Regions from separate parts of the Homo sapiens genome. Here region 1 is linked to region 2. Evidence: chromatin loops called from intact Hi-C (ENCODE). Cell type or tissue: PC-9. All regions are shown on one strand. Links, peaks and the distances in the headings refer to the core of each region. The heading gives the core; the rest is flanking DNA. Region 1 overlaps ARHGEF10L (Rho guanine nucleotide exchange factor 10 like). Region 2 overlaps ARHGEF10L (Rho guanine nucleotide exchange factor 10 like).

The links. Peaks named below come from ENCODE experiments on the same cell type or tissue, not always from the same donor. Only the 100,000 strongest peaks of a DNase experiment are listed, where the experiment ranks them.
Region 1: a loop joins it to region 2, with 2.5 times the contacts of the local background. A loop is called at or near these places in 11 of 110 quality-filtered maps.

What each region holds. Positions count from the first base shown.
Region 1 is chr1:17,549,467-17,557,787 of GRCh38, forward strand. All of the region lies in intron 1 of ARHGEF10L (Rho guanine nucleotide exchange factor 10 like), which reads left to right. Among named protein-coding and RNA genes, the nearest start is that of ARHGEF10L, 14 kb to the left of the region's middle. RefSeq lists a silencer at 4,548-4,842. In PC-9, for the core only: no CTCF peak of the experiment used is centred there; DNase peaks (open chromatin) are centred at 1,675, 2,425 and 4,685; H3K27ac peaks cover 6,349 bases.
Region 2 is chr1:17,603,525-17,611,845 of GRCh38, forward strand. ARHGEF10L (Rho guanine nucleotide exchange factor 10 like) reads left to right here. Exons shown (of 29, transcript NM_018125.4): 6 at 1-67; 7 at 4,278-4,453. Among named protein-coding and RNA genes, the nearest start is that of ARHGEF10L, 68 kb to the left of the region's middle. RefSeq lists enhancers at 4,362-4,890, 6,789-7,290. In PC-9, for the core only: CTCF peaks have their summits at 3,522 (motif pointing left) and 3,728; no DNase peak of the experiment used is centred there.

The sequences.
Region 1 (8,321 bases), core at 183-8,182, 54 kb before region 2:
TGGGGGTGGGGGTACAGGATTCGTTAGCTGCAGGTGGTCAGGGAGGCCTCTCTGAAGAGAGACATTTAAGCCAGACCTGAATGACAAGCAGGAGCTCCCCCTGCAAGGATCTGAGGGAAAAGTATTCCGGGTAGGAGCTACAGCAAATGCAAAAGCCCTGAGGCCAGATGAACTTGGCCTGTTTAGGAGGGTGTGGAAGAGGCCATGTTAGTTAGGACTGTTACTCTAGGTGCAAAAGGAAACCATCGGAGGTTTGTTTTCCACTTCCCATAAATACCTTTACTAATGAAATATAGTTCCAAGATTCCAGCTAGTAAAAACTCTGTTAAGAAATTCACCTTTTTCCAATAATTTATTCAAAAATAATTTACCAAGTGCCTATGATGTGGAAGCACTTGACTCAGTGCTGTGGGGTGATGGATGGGTACAAAGATATGGTGAAGTTTTACGCTCCAATAACCCATGGTCCAGCAAACAAGACTACGAACATTTGCAGGGTCAAGGGCAGGGAGGGACTGATTTACCTTTGCAAAAGATCCCATGTCTGCTGGGAGGAGAACTGGCTGTAGAGAGCCAGGGTGGAGGGGTGGAGCTGGGAACCAGAGGAAAGGCAAGGAAAGGTTCCCATTTGGCAGTGGAATAGGAGAAAAGTCTGGGGTTTGGGTTATATATCAGCTGGAATCAACTGGAATTTCTGGTGGATTGTACACAGGGGTGAGGGAAAGAGAAGAACTGAGCATGACTTCTAGATTCTTCTTTTGAGTCTCTGAGTGAGTGGTGGTGTCATGAAAGGAGACGGTTAAGAGGGAGTGAGGAGCATGGCTTTTGGAGAAACCAAGGGTTAGGTTTGGGGCAGGTTCACATTGAAAGGCTGGTTAGAAGTCCAAGGGGGTAGGCCGGGCACAGTGGCTCACGCCTGTAATCCCAGCACTTTGGGAGGCCAAGGCGGGAGGATCACTTGAGGTTGGGAGTTTGAGACCAGCCTGGGCAACAAGGTGAAACCCCATCTCTACTGAAAATACAAAAATTAGCCAGGTGTGGTGGCGGGCGCCTGTAATCCCAGCTACTCAGGGGCTGAGGCAGGAGAATTGCTCGAACCCAGGAGGGTGGAGGTTGCAGTGAGCTGAGACTGTGCCATTGCAGTATAGTGTGGGCAACGAGAGTGAAACTCCATCTCAAAAACGAAAAAAAAAAAGCCAAAAAACCCCAAAGAAGTCCAAGGGGGTAGTGAGGGCCTCTGGGCTGGAGATGCAAACTTGGGCATCCTTAACATATAAAGGGGACAGGTGTGACCACCCAGAGAGACAATTCAGAGGAGAGATCCCTCCACAGGGAGGTGAGCTCTGGGAGCTCTTATATTTATAGTCTGGTGGAGGAGGAGGAGCCAGGGCAGGCAGCCTGGGAGCTAGGGGAAGATGGGTGCAAGGAACTTACCTTTAGTGCCAGGTGCTGAACTAAACACCTGGGGAGGATCGGCCCCTGGTCCTCACGATAAGTCTGTGAGGTGCAGGTGCTATTAAGCGTCTCACCTTATCGAAGCGGAAAGAGGCCCGGAGGTGACCCAGTGCACCTGCCAGCAGGTGCACGACTGTGTAGGGAGTGAGGATTCACACCAAGGGGGGCAGTCCACCTCGTTTGCCCACGGCATTCCCGTGTTGCAGAGGAGGATTCCAAAGCTTGTGGTTTTGTTCATTTGTTTTCATTTGTCTGTCCTTGCATTCCTCTCCTCCCAACACATATTTACTAAGCACCTACTGAATGCTGTGCACTGGGCAAGGAACTGGAGATTCCAAGATGAGTAAGGTGTGGCGCCCCTTAATCTGGTGAGGGAGGTGGATGGGCAACAGCTGAAGGGTGGGCGGTGCCTGATGCAGGTGGAGGGACTCCGAGGAGGCTTCCCAGGGGAGTGTCCAAGCCAAGCAGTGGAAAAGGCAGAGTTAGGTCAGGAAGCAGGAGGCATCCAGGCATGTGCCAAGGCTCAGGGGAGGGAATAGCAGGGCCATGTCAGGGAGGGTGCAGGAGGGTGCTGCTCAGGAGCTCTGTCCATTGTACTAGGGGCTTGTACTTTATCTTGTGGGCCCTGCGAGCCAGTCAACTGTTTCAAGCTAGGGGATGACGGGATTAGAACTTTTTGTTTGGGGTAGAGATTGGGCTGCAAGGGACAGAAGAGTTACCAGGGAGAGCTTTCAAGGCTGTTAAAAGGCTCTCGATTCCTAGGTCATTCTCTGAACCCTGCTGCTTCCTTACTCCTTCCCAAATTCTGCTCATTTTTCTCTTCCAAAAAGATTTCCGAGTCAGAGAGGTTAAGCAACTTGCCTGAGGTCTCCCAGCGTGCCAGGTCATCCAGGCTGGGACTGGTCTTCTAACTAAAACAACCACAGTCCCAGGGGTGGAAGCGGATGGTGAGTAACCCCAGGGAGCGGCTCACTGGAGGCTTGAGTTGAAGGTCACCGTCCACAGTCCCCGTGTGGCTTTAAACATTGCCTTTTTGCAGTCTCAGAGAACAGTTGGTGCTTCTGGGCAGGAGGAGCTGGGCTGCTGCTGGGAGCCAGGGCTGGGGCTTTCCCAGAGCTGCACGGGTTATTTAAGCAGTTTCCTGGGCATCTGCTTCCTCCCCAATGAGTGATGGGAAAACTCCATGGGGCTGGTGCAGGATTTGATTAACAGGTCACATGAGGCCAGTGAGGGAGGCAGTCCCTGCTGGGAAGGGCAGATGCCAGGCAGAGGGCGAGGGGAGGGGGAGATGGGGAGCACTTCCCAGAGCCCTGTGCTATGAGCTCTGTCACTTTGGGCAGGTGTCTCACCTCTCTGCAGTCTTGGTTCCCTCGCCTGTAGAGATAATATGAAATGTGACCAATAGGACTGAAGTAATAACCAGTGTCCACTGTAGGCCTGAAGTGTGCCAGGTACCACGCATGATCTTGTTTCAATCTATCTTTTTTTTTTCTTTTGAGATAGAATCTCACTGTGTCACCCGGCTGCAGTGCAGTGGCATGTTCTTGGCTCACTGCAACCTCTGCTTCCCGGGTTCAAGTGATTCTCCTGCCTCAGCCTCCCAAGTAGTTGGGACTACAGGTGCATGCTACCACAGCTGGCTAATTTTCGTTTTTTTTTTTTTTTTTTTTTTTTTTTTTTTTAGTAGATACAGGGTTTCACCATATCAGCCAGGCTGGTCTCAAACTCCTGACCTCCAGTAATCTGCTCCCCTCAGCCTCCCAAAGTGCTGGGGTTACAGGCGTGAGCCACCGTGTCCAGCCTCTTGTTTCAATCCCTTGTCATCTTGTGAGCTATGGATGGTCATTATCTTCATTTTATAGATGACACAGCTAAGGAACAGAAAGGGTAGATATTTTGTCCCAGGTCACACAGCTAGTAAATGGCAGAATTTGAACCTGACCCTCTAACTCTGGAGCCCTCCCCTGAAATCCCTGTGGTCCCCCTTCAAACTTTGTTCAGCTGAGCATGAGTCCCTTCCTTGGCAAATCACTTGATAGGATCCTGTGGGGCACTAGCATTCTGCCCACTTGACTTTGGGACACCCCAGTCCCTACAACCCCTTAAGTTTTATCACGAAGACTTGGAGCTCCAGTGGGCCTCAGCCCCTGGCTCATCATCTTTCAGCCAAGTGGGGCAGACCCGGGACCAGAACCCCAGCATCCCAGACTCCTGGCCTTCTGCTCCTTTCACTCCTCCAGGGCCTCAGAGGGGGACTGGACTGGGAGCCAGTTGCCTGGGTTCTAATCCCACTTCTTCCTTGGACCAGCCAGAAGAGCTTGGGCAACATTTCACTTTGCCCCCTGCCTTTACCCTAAGCCTCAGTTTCCTCTTCTGTGAGATGGGTAGATTGAGAATCTAGAATCTCTACCAATTCTAATAATTCATAAGTGTAAGATTTCAGGTTTCTATCTAGGAATCTGTAAGAGTCAAACATTTGCCACCTTTTTCTACTTCCTGTCCTCTATTGCCTGTGGGACTCGAGGAGACTGAGATGAGGAAACAATTCAGTGAACCCTCTATAGTTTGACACACTGTAGTTTGAGGGTGGTGGCTCATGCCTGTAATCCCAGCACTTTGGGAGGCTGAGGTGGGAGTGTCGCTTGAGCCCTGGAGTTCAAGACCAGCCTGGGCAACATAGTGAGACCCCATCTTTAAAAAAAAGCCAAAAAACAAAAATTAGCCAGGCATGATGGTGGGCACCTGTAGTCCCAGCTACTCAGGAGGCTGAGGCGGAAAGATGGCTTGAGCCCAGGAGGTTGAGGCTGCAGTGAGCTATGATGGCACCACTGCACTCCAGCCTGGGCAGCAGAGTGAGACCCTGTCTCTAAAAAATAAAAAATATATAGCTTAATAGCAGCGTATGATGACGACTATCACTTGAGTACCACTGGGTGCCAGGCACTGTGCTGGCTGCATCATGAATTATTTTTTTGCCTACTCAACAGGGAGGCGAGTATGATTAGCTCCATGTTAAATGTGAGAACTGAGACACAAAACGTTTAGCTAACTTTCCCAAGGGTCAAGTGATTGCATGACCTGTATATGAAAGCTGGACTTCAAAGACCAGAGGAAGTGCAGAGGATACGTTTGCTAGGTGCTTCCTTGTGGGGGTGGGTACGGCCTCTCTACCTCACGTCCCATCACTTGGAGCTCTCTGCAAAACCCGTTCTCCCGGGCCCTAGATGCAAAAATCCACCCAGTTCATCCGCCCTTGAGAAATGATGTTGAGTCAGATCTGGAAACACTAAATGGGTGAGTCACAGTGAGGATGGTGAGGGGCTGGGCAGGGAGGAACAGTGCTTAGCCCACCATTGGCCAGAGCTCAGCCTTGCCAAGGAGCCCAGCCCAGGGGGCAGGCCTCAGCTATTTACAGAGAAGGGGACTTGGGAGCAGAGAGAGGATGCGGCTGGCAGGGAGGGAGACAGAGGAGCTGAGGGTCAGACAGCAGAGCTAGAAGAGTTTTCAGGGATCATCTAGTCCACACATAGGACATCTCAGTCCCAGAGAGGGGCTGGGACTTACCCTAGGTCACACAGCCCATGATGCCAGACCCAGCAATAGAAGGGGATTTTGGGAGGCTGAATCCTCAGCCTCCCTCCCTCCCTCCTTTCCTTCCTTCCTTTTTTTTTTTTTTTTTTTTTTGACAGGGTCTTGCTCTGTCGCCCAGGCTGGAACACAGTGGCATGATTACAGCTCACTGCAGCCTTGATTTCCTGGGCTCAGGTGATCCTTCAACCCACCTCAGCGTACCGAGTAACTGGAGCTACAGGCACATGCCAACATGCTAAGCTAGTTTTTGCATTTTTTTGTAGAGATGGGGTTTTGCCACGTTGCCCAGGCTGGTCTCAAACTCCTGCGTTCAAGCGGTCTTTCTGCCTTGGCCTCCCAAAGTGCCTGGATTAGAGGCATGAGCCACTGTGCCCGACCCTGGCCACTTTCATGGGCATGACTTTCTGACCAGGCACTATGCTGTTTGCCTTCTCTTTCTCCAATCAGGAGAACAAGAACAAACAGCAACAATAATAAAGGAATCATCTTGCTAAATCCTAAGCATGTGTGTTGCCAATATGGGTAGACTGTACCCAAGTCCCACCTCCTCCTCTTCCTAGGTGGATGACTCTGGGCAAGGCACGTTACTCCTCTTAGCCTCCAAGTTCCTTTAGCTGCGTCATGGTTTAAGCAGATTCTGAAATTGCAGCACTTCTCAGTGCCTTTAACATGTGGAGTATTGTTATTCTCCAGCAGGGAGACTTCTGCTGTGGTTTTCCATTGTTCTTTGAGTATTGAATGCTTTTTTTTTTCTCCCAATGAGCACCTATTGACATATTTCAGGGCACAGATGTTTCCCCAAATATACAGATTGACAACACTGGTGTCAGTGGTTTGTCAGGACTGTTTAAACTACTTTTTTTTTTTTTTGAGATAGTCTTGCTCTGTCTCCTAGGTTGGAGTGTAATGGCATGATCTCAGCTCATTGCAACCTCTGCCTCCTGGATTAAATGCTTTCTTAGCCTCTCAAGCAGCTGGGATTACAGGTGCACACCACCATGCCCAGATAACTTTGTATTTTTAGTAGAGACGGGGTTTCTCCATGTTGGTCAGGCTGGTCTTGAACTCCTGACCTCAGGTGATCCACCCACCTTGGCCTCCCAAAGTGCTGGGATTACAGGTGTGAACCACCACGCCTGGCCTGTTTAAGCTTTTAAACTCAGACACTGTGGACTGATTATGGAGTTTTGGGGGACACATCTACTGAGCTGTGACAGTCAACCCCCCTCTGGGGTCAGGAGCACCATAACCATGCCCCACCTGCATCTGTTCTTGCTTCTTTCTGTCGTGTCCCTTCTACCCTGGAGCACCCATTGCTTTACAGCGGGAGCCTTCCTGGGAGGAAGGTCAGGCTCCTGTAATTGGAACCACCCTGCCTTTGTGGGGCAGGAAGACTGGCTGAGATGTCTTGGGCAGCAGCAGCTGCCCTACAAAGGCTCTTCCCAGGGACGCTGGCTCACCTGGGAGCATATTTGGAGGCAAAGAGGATGGCGAGGGAGAAGCAGAGACTCCCAATTAGGTTAGGGCAGCCTGGGAGCACGGGGTTGAGCCTGGGAGCACGGGGGTGGGCCTGGGAACACAGGGATGAGCCTGGGAGCATGGGGGGGGCCTGGAAACACAGGGGGGCCTGGGAGCATATGGGGGGCCTGGGAGCATTGGGGGAGGCTGGGAGCCCGGAGAGGGGCCTGGGAGCACAGGGGGAGGCTGGGAGCACGGAGGTGAGCCTGGGAGCATAGAGGTGGGCCTGGGAGCATGGCGGCGGGGGGGGGGCCTGGGAGCACAGGGCGGGCCTGGGAGCACGGGGGTGGGCCTGGGAGCATGGGGGTAAGCTTGGCTCTGTCATTCACCCTTTTATGACCTTGGGCAAGGCACAGTCCTCTCTGGGCCTCAGTTTCCTCATCTGTGAAATGAAGGCCTGGGCTTAGTGATTTGTTGATTGCCTTCAGGGCTGACGTTCTGTGAACTGAGTAATGGAGGAATAGGTACATTTCGTACCTTTTGGCCACACCCTGGTTTGCTGGGTTTCTTGGGGTCCACCAAGGCTTGCCCCATCAGGAACTTTTCTCTCTCAGAAGGCGCAGTGTGTGCGAAGGTGCTGGAGACTGGCAGGTGGCCTAAGCACCCTGGGAACTGAGAGCTAGTAATTCTCATATGTTAATGTGAGCCAGGGTCACCCAGACAAGCCTGCTAAGAAGGCAGATTCTTGGGCCTCATCCCAAGAGACTCTAGTATTATAGGTTGGTATCAGGAGCTTAGCATCTGCATTTAAAAGAAGCCTCCCGTTCACTCAGGTGACTCTGAAGTCAGTAGTTCAAGGACCACTTTTTGAAAAAGGCCGTTAGACTCTTTGAGCCTTAGGAAAGGCTGGGCACAGCGGCACTTGCCTATAGTCCCAGCTAATCAGGAGGCTAACGCAGGAGGATCACTTGAGTCCAGGAGTAAGAGGTGCAATATGCTGTGATTGTGCTTGTGAATAGCTACTGCCCTCCAGTTCGGACAACATAGCAAGACTCCATCTCTTAAAAAAAAAAAAAAAAAAAGAAAATGTGGCCAAGTGCAGTGGCTCAGGCCTATAATCCCAGCACTTTGGGACACTGAGGTGGATGGATCACTTGAGATCAGGAGTTTGAGACCAGCCTGGGCAACATGGTGAAACCTTGTCTCTACTAAAAATACGAAAATTAGCTGGGTGTGGTGGCATGCACCTGTAATCCCAGCTACTCAGGAGGCTGAGGCAGGAGAATTGCTTGAACCCAGGAGGGGGAGGTTGCAGTGAGGCAAGATTGTGCCATTGCACTCCAGCCTGGGTGACACAGCCAGACTCCATCTCAAAAAAAAAAAAACAAAAAAAACCAAAAAAAACAAAAAGAAAATGCGTAGGAACATGCTAACCTTTTGGGGTTGGTGACGGGCTCTGTGTTGGATGCCCTCACCTGCAGTATCAGCCTTCAAGAGCTAGTGACTCCTCTTCCCACACACTGGTGTGTCCCAAACCTGGCTGATTGTCAGAATTGCCAGGAAGCTTTTGAACAAAATAGGAATTCCTGAGCCTCATCCTTAGAGATTCTGAAGCAGCAGATCTCGGCTGGGACCGCGGAATCCCCATGTTTGAAAAGCTTCTCAGGTCTTTTGTTAATTTATCATTCGTTCGACAAGTATGTCTCGAGGCCTGTGATGGAATGGCCTAGGCCCAGGGGAAGATGGCCTAGGTCCGGGGAAGGACTCATGTAATTGTAAGGCCAGACACAGTCTCGGACATTATGTCACCTGCTCTA
Region 2 (8,321 bases), core at 142-8,141:
CCCGCCCTGGAAGAGGATGTGATTTATGACGACGTCCCCTGCGAGAGCCCAGATGCGCATCAGCCCGGTATGATGTCTGCAGTGCTTCCCTGTTTCTCTTGGGGACAGGGGAGGGAGGCTGGGACTGGGGAGGGTTGTCTCTTTCCGTTTCCTTCTGTCCCCACCTGGCCAAGTGCCCCTCCTTCTTGTCTTTAGAAACAACTGTAGTCATCGGGGAGAATCTGGAGATGGCTGAGGGCGTGGCCACCGGGGCCGGGCAGGGCTTGGGCATCATGGGCAGGGCCATGCTCCGGCTATGGGTCCCCGGGCAGGTAATCACCTTTCTAAGCCTTGGTTCCTCCTTCAGGAAAATGGGGCCATACCCCAGGCTTTCTGGGGCTGTTGGGGAAGACGACAGACTGTTACACTCAAAGGGTGAAGCAGATAAAGCTTTGCAAAGCCCTGCGCCCTGCTCTGGGTTGAGGGCTGAGGTGGGCAGGCAGGCAGGCGATTGTGGCCGCAGAAGGGAGATGGGGCGGGCCTGGGGCGAGTCTTGCTGGAACTCACCTGATGGAAGAGAGGACTGTTCATTGGCAATTAACAGGAAGAGCCGTCTTTGCTTGGACACGTTAGGCCAAGCATATTTTCAATCATGTAATGGCTTCAAGACTTTGGGATGTTACCTTCTCATTTTACAGACAAGGGAACGGCAGAGGCAGGGCTAGGATTTGAATGTGGGTCATTCTGACCCCCAGTTCAATGCTCTGTCCCCTACCCCAGGAGGATTTCTGTGGCATTTTGTGACAGATGAGGCACATTTGATCCCACTGATCCCACGACCCCTTGAGGTCAGCAGGGCCAGGCTTATTTATGGCTCCCATGATGAAGAGGTTAAATCACCAGCCCCAGAGTACACAGCCAGGATTTGAACAGCGACTTCTTTTCCTACTATGCGATTCTTCCTGTTTTCAGGGGCTCTCCGTCCAATGGGGAAGCACAGCCCCTGCTTTTGAGGAGCTCCGAGTCTGATGGGGCAGCTCTAACCATCCTTGAGCAGCACAGAGCGCAATGGGAGAGACACACAGACAACACGGCAAGGCCCGAGGGCCCCAGAGCCACACTCCTGACTCCTGTCTCAGGAACGGGGACACCTGGGCCAAGGATATGCTTATCCCTTTAGCAAGCCTGGGATGTGCTTGGAGCACATTTTCCTGTTTGTAGCTCACTTGAGTCCAGGGAGCAATGGATTCCCACTGTATTAGGAGGCAAAGGAGTCTCAGAAAAGTCCCAGAGCTGGGAGGTCTGAGCGGCTGAGGGGCCTCAGTTGTTGTTTAACCCATTTGGCCTATTTCCCACCTGAATTCAATCAAGTCACTAAGTCCCTGGCTCCTGTCTTCACTGTCCTCAGGGTCTGGGAGGATGTGGCATGTTCATGGCCTGGGTGTCACACAGCCTGTGTTTGCACCCTAGCTCTGAGCCTGCAAATGGGGACCACAGTACCCACCCCAGGATCCCCATATGCTGGGCTGTGGGAGGATCATTTGTGACAAGGCTGCACAAAGCTCAGTGCAGGGTGGAGTTTTGGAGATGCTTTTCACACAGGGCCACTGTTGCTGTTGTTGTTAGTGTTATGCCTGCCGAGGGTCCCAGCACTGGCCTGCCTGGGGCTGATGTGGGCTCAGCAGAAGCTTGGAGAGGAGCTCGGGCCAGCTCTGCCATTGATTTGGGCACAGGGCTTTGTGCCTTTGTGCCTTGGCTTCTTCACATAAAGCAGGAAAATCCCCAGCTCACAGGCCTTTGGGGAGGGTCACACGGGGTCCTGACCAATCTCTCTGGGCCTCAGTTGACCCATCTGTAGAACTGGGGCAATAATAGCCAGTCCTAGGGTGGTAGCGTAGATTCCATGAGGTAATTGATGAGGACACTGAGCAGGAAGCATGAGGGGACCCTTATGTGGTCCCTGAAAGCTGAGGAGTTGGCCCTCGGGCTGCACACAGGCACAAGAGTTCTGTGACTCTGTCTCCACTGGAGAGGATATTTCTATATGTGTAGATGGCGGGGACTTCAACGGAAGGTGGTACAGAACCCTGGCCCCGTTCACTGTCTTACTGTGGCCAGCCACATCTCTCCCATCTGTCTAATAGGAGGAGTGATCATTCACACCCTGCTGTCTGCACAGGGCCGCTGGGAGCCGTGGCACACCGAGGATGGAGGTGGTTGGGTGCACGGCTCAGCCCTGTGGAGGCGTGGACCTGCCACATGCTGCCAGGGTTCCTCCTCAGGGCTACCCTGAGAACTCTGCCTCTTTGGCCACTAGTTCAGGGGCCTCCACTGCAATAACAGGACAATCAGCCTGGCCTTCTGAAGGTCGCAGCTGCTCCACTCTCTAAAGACATTAGTTACTATTATCTTTTGCTTAAAAATAGCCTCATGTTCCCTCCTGGTTCTGGGACCCGTCTCCCACTAAGCTTTGGCACATCTGTTTTGTTCTTTGGCTGACACTCTTGCCCCCAACCTCTCGCACCCCACCTTTCCTGTGGGGTGAAGCTGGGGGGCCCTGGGTCTATGGACTGACACCCAAGCTCCCCCAGAGCCACCATGAGTGACGGCCTACTGCTCTCAGCCGAGTGCGTGCTATGTGTCAGGCACTTTGCCAAGAGCTCCGTGCCTGTTTTATTTACTCAACTTGTCCACTTATTATTAGCCACATTTTGCAGAGAGGTCTCTGATGACCAAAGCTCGCAGTTTTTCAGCACAGTCGTTTCTGAGCAGATTTCTTTTCTTCTTCTTCTTCTTCTTTTTTTTTTTGAGATGTTGTCTCTCTCTGTCACCCAGGCTGGAGTTCAGTGGCACGGTCTCGGCTCACTGCAGCTTCCGCCTCCCGGGTTCAAGCAATTCTCCTGCCTCAGCCTCCTGAGTAGCTGGGACTACAGGTGCGTGCCACCACACCCGGCTAGTTTTTGTATTTTTAGTAGAGATGGGGTTTCATCATGTTGGCCAGGCTGGTCTTGAACTCCTGACCTCAGGCGATCCACCCATCTCAGCCTCCCAAAGTGGTGGGATTACAGGTGTGAGCCACCGCGACCAGTCAGATTCCTTTTTTTTTTTTTTTAAAAAAACACAAAAACAAAAAAACCCTTCCCAATGCTATATTTCTTCTGTGATGACAAAAGCATTTTCATCTTCATGTACTTTTTGGCGTCTGACCCCAGTTTCATGAGGTCTGCAGTTCTCCAGGTAACAGATGAAGAAATGAAACCCAGTGGGGCAAAGGGCCTTGCCCAAGATCCCCCAGTGACGGAGCTGGGGCTGGGACCCTGTGTTCCGGCCTCGGGACAGTGGCTTTCCCACCTCAGGCTTCAAGTGGCATCTCATAGCCGAGTTGAATGGGCCCCACGAGTGCCCTGGCCCTTGTGGGACCTGTCCCTCCAGACTCTTAGCTTTTTGTCCCCAAGTTTTCAGTCCAAGGCATTTCCCGCAGGCTTAGGAAGGAAAGGAGCTCCTGGACTCTGGGCCAGCTGCGCCCCCTACTGGAAGATCCCAGGCTGCACGTGAAGTCAGATTTGGGGTGAGGAGCCCTGAGGCCCCAACAATCTCTGTTTCATTCCTGAGGATGCTGAGGGCCTGAGCCAGGACTTGGCTCCGGGTCTTCTCTTTTCCAGTAAGAAACAGGCCACGTGTGGTGGCTCGGCTGGGTGTGGTGGCTCACGCCTGTAACCCTGGCACTTTGGGAGGCCGTGGCAGGAGGATCACTTGAGTCCAGGAGCTCAAGACCAGCCTGGGCAACATAACAAGACTCCGTCTCTACAAAAAATTAAAAAATTAGCTGGGTGTGATGGTGCACACCTGTAGTCCCGGCTACCTGGGAAGCTGAGATAGGAGGATCTCTTGAGCCCAGGAGTTTGAGGCCACAGTGAGCTATGATTGTACCACTGCACTCCAGCCTGGGCGAGACAATGAGACCCTGTCTCTAAAACAAAATTGCCAAGGAGGCTCACAATGAGCGCTGAGACCATACAAAAGCAGTGCTGGGAGCAAAAGGAAGTGAGCGGGCTTGTGCACGTCTGACCCATTTCTTGGGTTTTCCCCATTTTCTCAGGCCCTCCTTGCCCTACGAGGGGGAAAATGTATTATCATCTTCGTTTCATGGTTGAGGAGGTAGAGCTGGAGCCCCAGGGCCCCCATGTTCTCCCTGACCCCCCCTCGCCCCACCTGGGTTCAGAAATTGGGTCTGAGGCTGGAAGTCTGGTAGGCTTGGCCTCAGGGCCTGGGCTCACCGGCTGCCGCTTGGCCAGCAGGGGCAGAGAGGAACCTGCTCTACGAGGATGCGCACCGGGCTGGGGCCCCTCGGCAGGCGGAGGACCTAGGCTGGAGCTCCAGTGAGTTCGAGAGCTACAGCGAGGACTCGGGGGAGGAGGCCAAGCCGGAGGTCGAGGTCGAGCCCGCCAAGCACCGAGTGTCCTTCCAGCCCAAGGTGAGGGGACCGGGGGTGTCGCTCACCTCAGTCAGGGCACGGAGACCCCTTCAGGGAGGGAGGGAGGGAGGGAGCTGGGTAGTGAGGGCCAGGCCTAGGACTCACGTCTGGGTCCCAGGGATTCCCGGGTATGTGTGGTGAGAGGGGAGCCAGAAGCCCAGGTCATCCCGAAACAGGAGGTGACTCGTAGACATTGCTGTTGGCAGCCCTAAGCCCGGGATGGGCATGGCTGGTACCTGGCACAGGTGCTCCCCCCACCCCCTTGCTATGGCAGACCTGGTCAATTGATCCTGATGCTCACGGGCTCAGACTGGGCTTCAGAGTCCTCTCAACGCCGCACTCCAGGTAGCCCAGCCACTTGCTTAGAGGTGGAGCCTGGATCAGATCCACTTGCTCTCCCCGCCTTCTGGGACTGATGCTCAGACCAGGCCTCAGCCCGCGCAGTCCTCTCTGCTCTGGGGCAGTGGAGAGTGGGGGCTGCTGTGGCTAAGCCAGAGCGGCCTGGAAGCCTTCTCTCCAGGGCCTCACACGGTGCCATCCATGCATTCAGCTTTCCTCGTGTTTCTGCCTGGAGTAGAGACCATTCTGCTTATTTCCTGGAGGGGAGCCCCTGAGGCTGTGAGGGGGATAGGTCATCTGGTTCCTTCTTTCCCATGGCACCCATGCTCCTTCCCTGTTGTTCTGCGGAAGCCACCAAGAGGCAGTGTCTGTCCGTGCTGAGATTTGCAGTTTCATGGGGACAGCTTCTTACAGGCCCTGACTGAGCAGAGGGGATGGCGTCCCTCTCAGGCTACTTTTATGTTTATTTTTATTAATTATTCTTTTGAGGCAGAGTCTCACTCTTTCGCCCAGGCTGGAGTACAGTGGCCCTATCTCGGCTCACTGTACCCTCTGTTTCCTGGGTTCAAGCAATTTTCTGCTTCAGCCTCCCAGGTAGCTGGGATTACAGGCGTGCACCATCATGCCTGGCTAATTTTTGTATTTTTGTAGAGATGGGGTTTCGTCATGTTGCCCAGGCTGGTCTCAAACTCCTGGCCTCAAGTGATCCACCTGCCTCGGCCTCCTAAAGTGCTGGGATTACAGGTGTGAGCCACCATGCCCAGCCTCAAGCTCCTTTTAAAAGATGTAGCGGGGCGGGAGAGCTCCACCTGGGGCCATTCCTGCATGGGCAGGGTGGGGACAAGAGAGGGGACTTTCCCAGTGCCTCCCACCTTTTCTGGGCTTGGGGGATCCACTCTGGGAGAGGCATGCTGGCCGGAGGAACACCCACACCTGAGTCCTCAGGCAGCCATTCCTCAGACCAAGATGGGCTCCCTGAGTCCTGAGCAAGCCTGGGACTGAGCAGGTCTCTCTCAGCCTGCTGTTTCCAGGGATGGGCCTCCAGGGGTGGGCTGTGGAAAACAGCCTTAATGTCTTGCTAGCCAAAAAGCGAAGCATTTACAACACCTACTGTGTGCCTAGTCCATATCTTCAGTTGTGGGACGGGATACATTGGAACAGGAAGACCTAATCTGTGCTCAGTGAACCTTTACGGTCCATAGGAGACACTGAATGGGAAACAGTTTGTCAAAAATGAACACAAAATGCTGGTCATCATGATCAGTGTGGTACAATTTTCAAAGCTAAACTATCATGCCCTTCAAAACATAATGAAGACAAAAATGCCTTTACGTAAACATGAGCCTGTGTCCAGCCTGGCTGTGTGCCTGACAGGGGTAGGGACTGATGAGACCAATCAGAGACGCCTCTGAGAGCGGTGAGTTGGAGCTGGGCTTAGGAGCTAGAGGAGACAGGACAGGTGATCCAGGCTGGAGGAGCGGCCCAGGCAGAAGCCCAGGAACAGCTCGTTGCTGCTTCCTGCAGTTCAGAAGGGGCAGCATGCACTGCTTTAGGGAAGGGGGCTTTGGTTATGAAGCCCCCACTCCCCCCAGTAGCCTCTCCATATGGCAGGACCCGTGCGTCCCAGCCCTGCTCTGGGCAGTGTGACCAGATGGGGCTCTCGAGTCCTGGCCCAGCCTTTTAGCCTCAGCCTCTGGCGTTCCTCCTCCTCTCCCATGTTGTCCCCGGCCCTCTTGCTGGGACTGGGAGGAAACCATGCGTGTCTCTCAGAGGGAAGGAGGGATGACAATGCTGAATTCAGGCTTTCCAGCGGTGGTCCCCATGCTTCCACGGGCATCAGAACCACATGGGTAACTGATTGAATCACAGATGCCAGGGCCTCACCAGGGACTCTGATTCAGGGGTTGGGTGGGGCCCGGTAATCTGCCTTTTAAGCAGCTCTCTGCCCCCAGGGGGTATAAGGGGCCCACAGAGCACTCCAAGAAATGCTGGGCTGTACTCACCATGGCCTGGCCCTGGGACCTCTGGGGGCTGCCTGTGAGCTCGTGTCCCTCACACTCTCAGGCTGGGGGCTTTGGACCCTTCCTCAGCAGAAAAACTATGTGGCACAGTTGTTGGGATTTCTAACCACTTGGAGTTTTTCTCTGGCCGTGGCCAAGGCCCACCTGCTCGCTGATCAGCAGGCTCCTAGGGAGACAGGAGGTTGCGGAGGGCTTTTCCTCTGGTACCCACTTCTGCCAGGGACTCTACTGAGCCTGCCTGTGGTGCTTCACCCTCCTGAGCTGCTTGGGGCGCACCTGCTCACCCGCTGGCATTGCAGCAGCTGCATGTTTTAGGGCCACTGCTGCTTGGCTATGTGCTGTGTGTGCTGTGGGCACAAGCTGACAGCAGGGGTCTGGGGATGTGTTTTGTCCTGTTCTTGGAGACTGACCATGGCCAGGCACCCTGCCCAGCTGCAAGAGAACTAATGGAACCCCTTCTTCAGAGATCCGAAGAGGCCGTCCCTAGGCAGGTGGACTCTTGCCAAAAAAAGTGACCATGGGGTCTGTAGAGGGGCACGGACCCAAGTGGAAGCAGCTGCCTCATCCTGTTATGTGAACAAGTGGTCCTGCTGGTGCCAATCCAGGATCTGTGGTTTTTTTTTTTTCCAGTTGTGGGATGGATTGCATTGAACTCTCCCACTCTCCAGTGGTGACCTCTTTGAAATCAAGGTCTCTGATCCAGCTGGACGGGGACTGGGCAGAACTCATGGATTCATTACAGAAACGCCAGCCCTGGCCCAGCCTGGTCTACCCCCTGCTCTGATCTGGCCAACTCAGCAAGTGGCCTCTGATCCTAACATTTCCTAGTTCTTCTGACCCTGAGAGAAGTGATGGAGCACCAGAAGGCCCAGGGGCTTTATGGTTTTATTATGTGAAACTATTTTATGGATGAACAGGACTCAGGTCAAACCCCAAACTCCTCAGTTTTTTGGGAGTCTGGGTAGCTCTCAGAGGGACCCCTGTCCTGCATGCATACTTCTTTGCATAACAATATTGAACATTTGCCTAGAATGGTACACTTTACAAAGCAGTGTCATTTAATTTTCCCAGTACCCTAAGTGGTCAGTATTATTGTCCTTAAGATTCTCATTTTGTTGATCAGAAAACCTGTGTGAAGCTCAGAGAGACTTAAATGATGTAGAATGCAATATCACAGGTGCCTCATCTGTCTGTATATCCATCCATCCATCCATCCATCCATCCATCCATCCATCCATCCACTCATCCATTCACCCATCCAACAAATATTGAGCACTTGCAATTTAAAAGATAATAATGGCTTCCATTTTTTGAATACTTAATAAGCTCTGGGCTTTGCATGTACATTTAATTTTCTCAACAACCCTATGCAGTAGCTACTATTATGGCCACTTTACCAGTGAGGAAGCTGCAGCTCAGGTAAAGAGACTTCTCTAGCTAGTAAGCAGAGATCCATGATTTGAGCAGGAGCCTACATGCCTCCAGAACTCACACTCTTGATCCTTCTG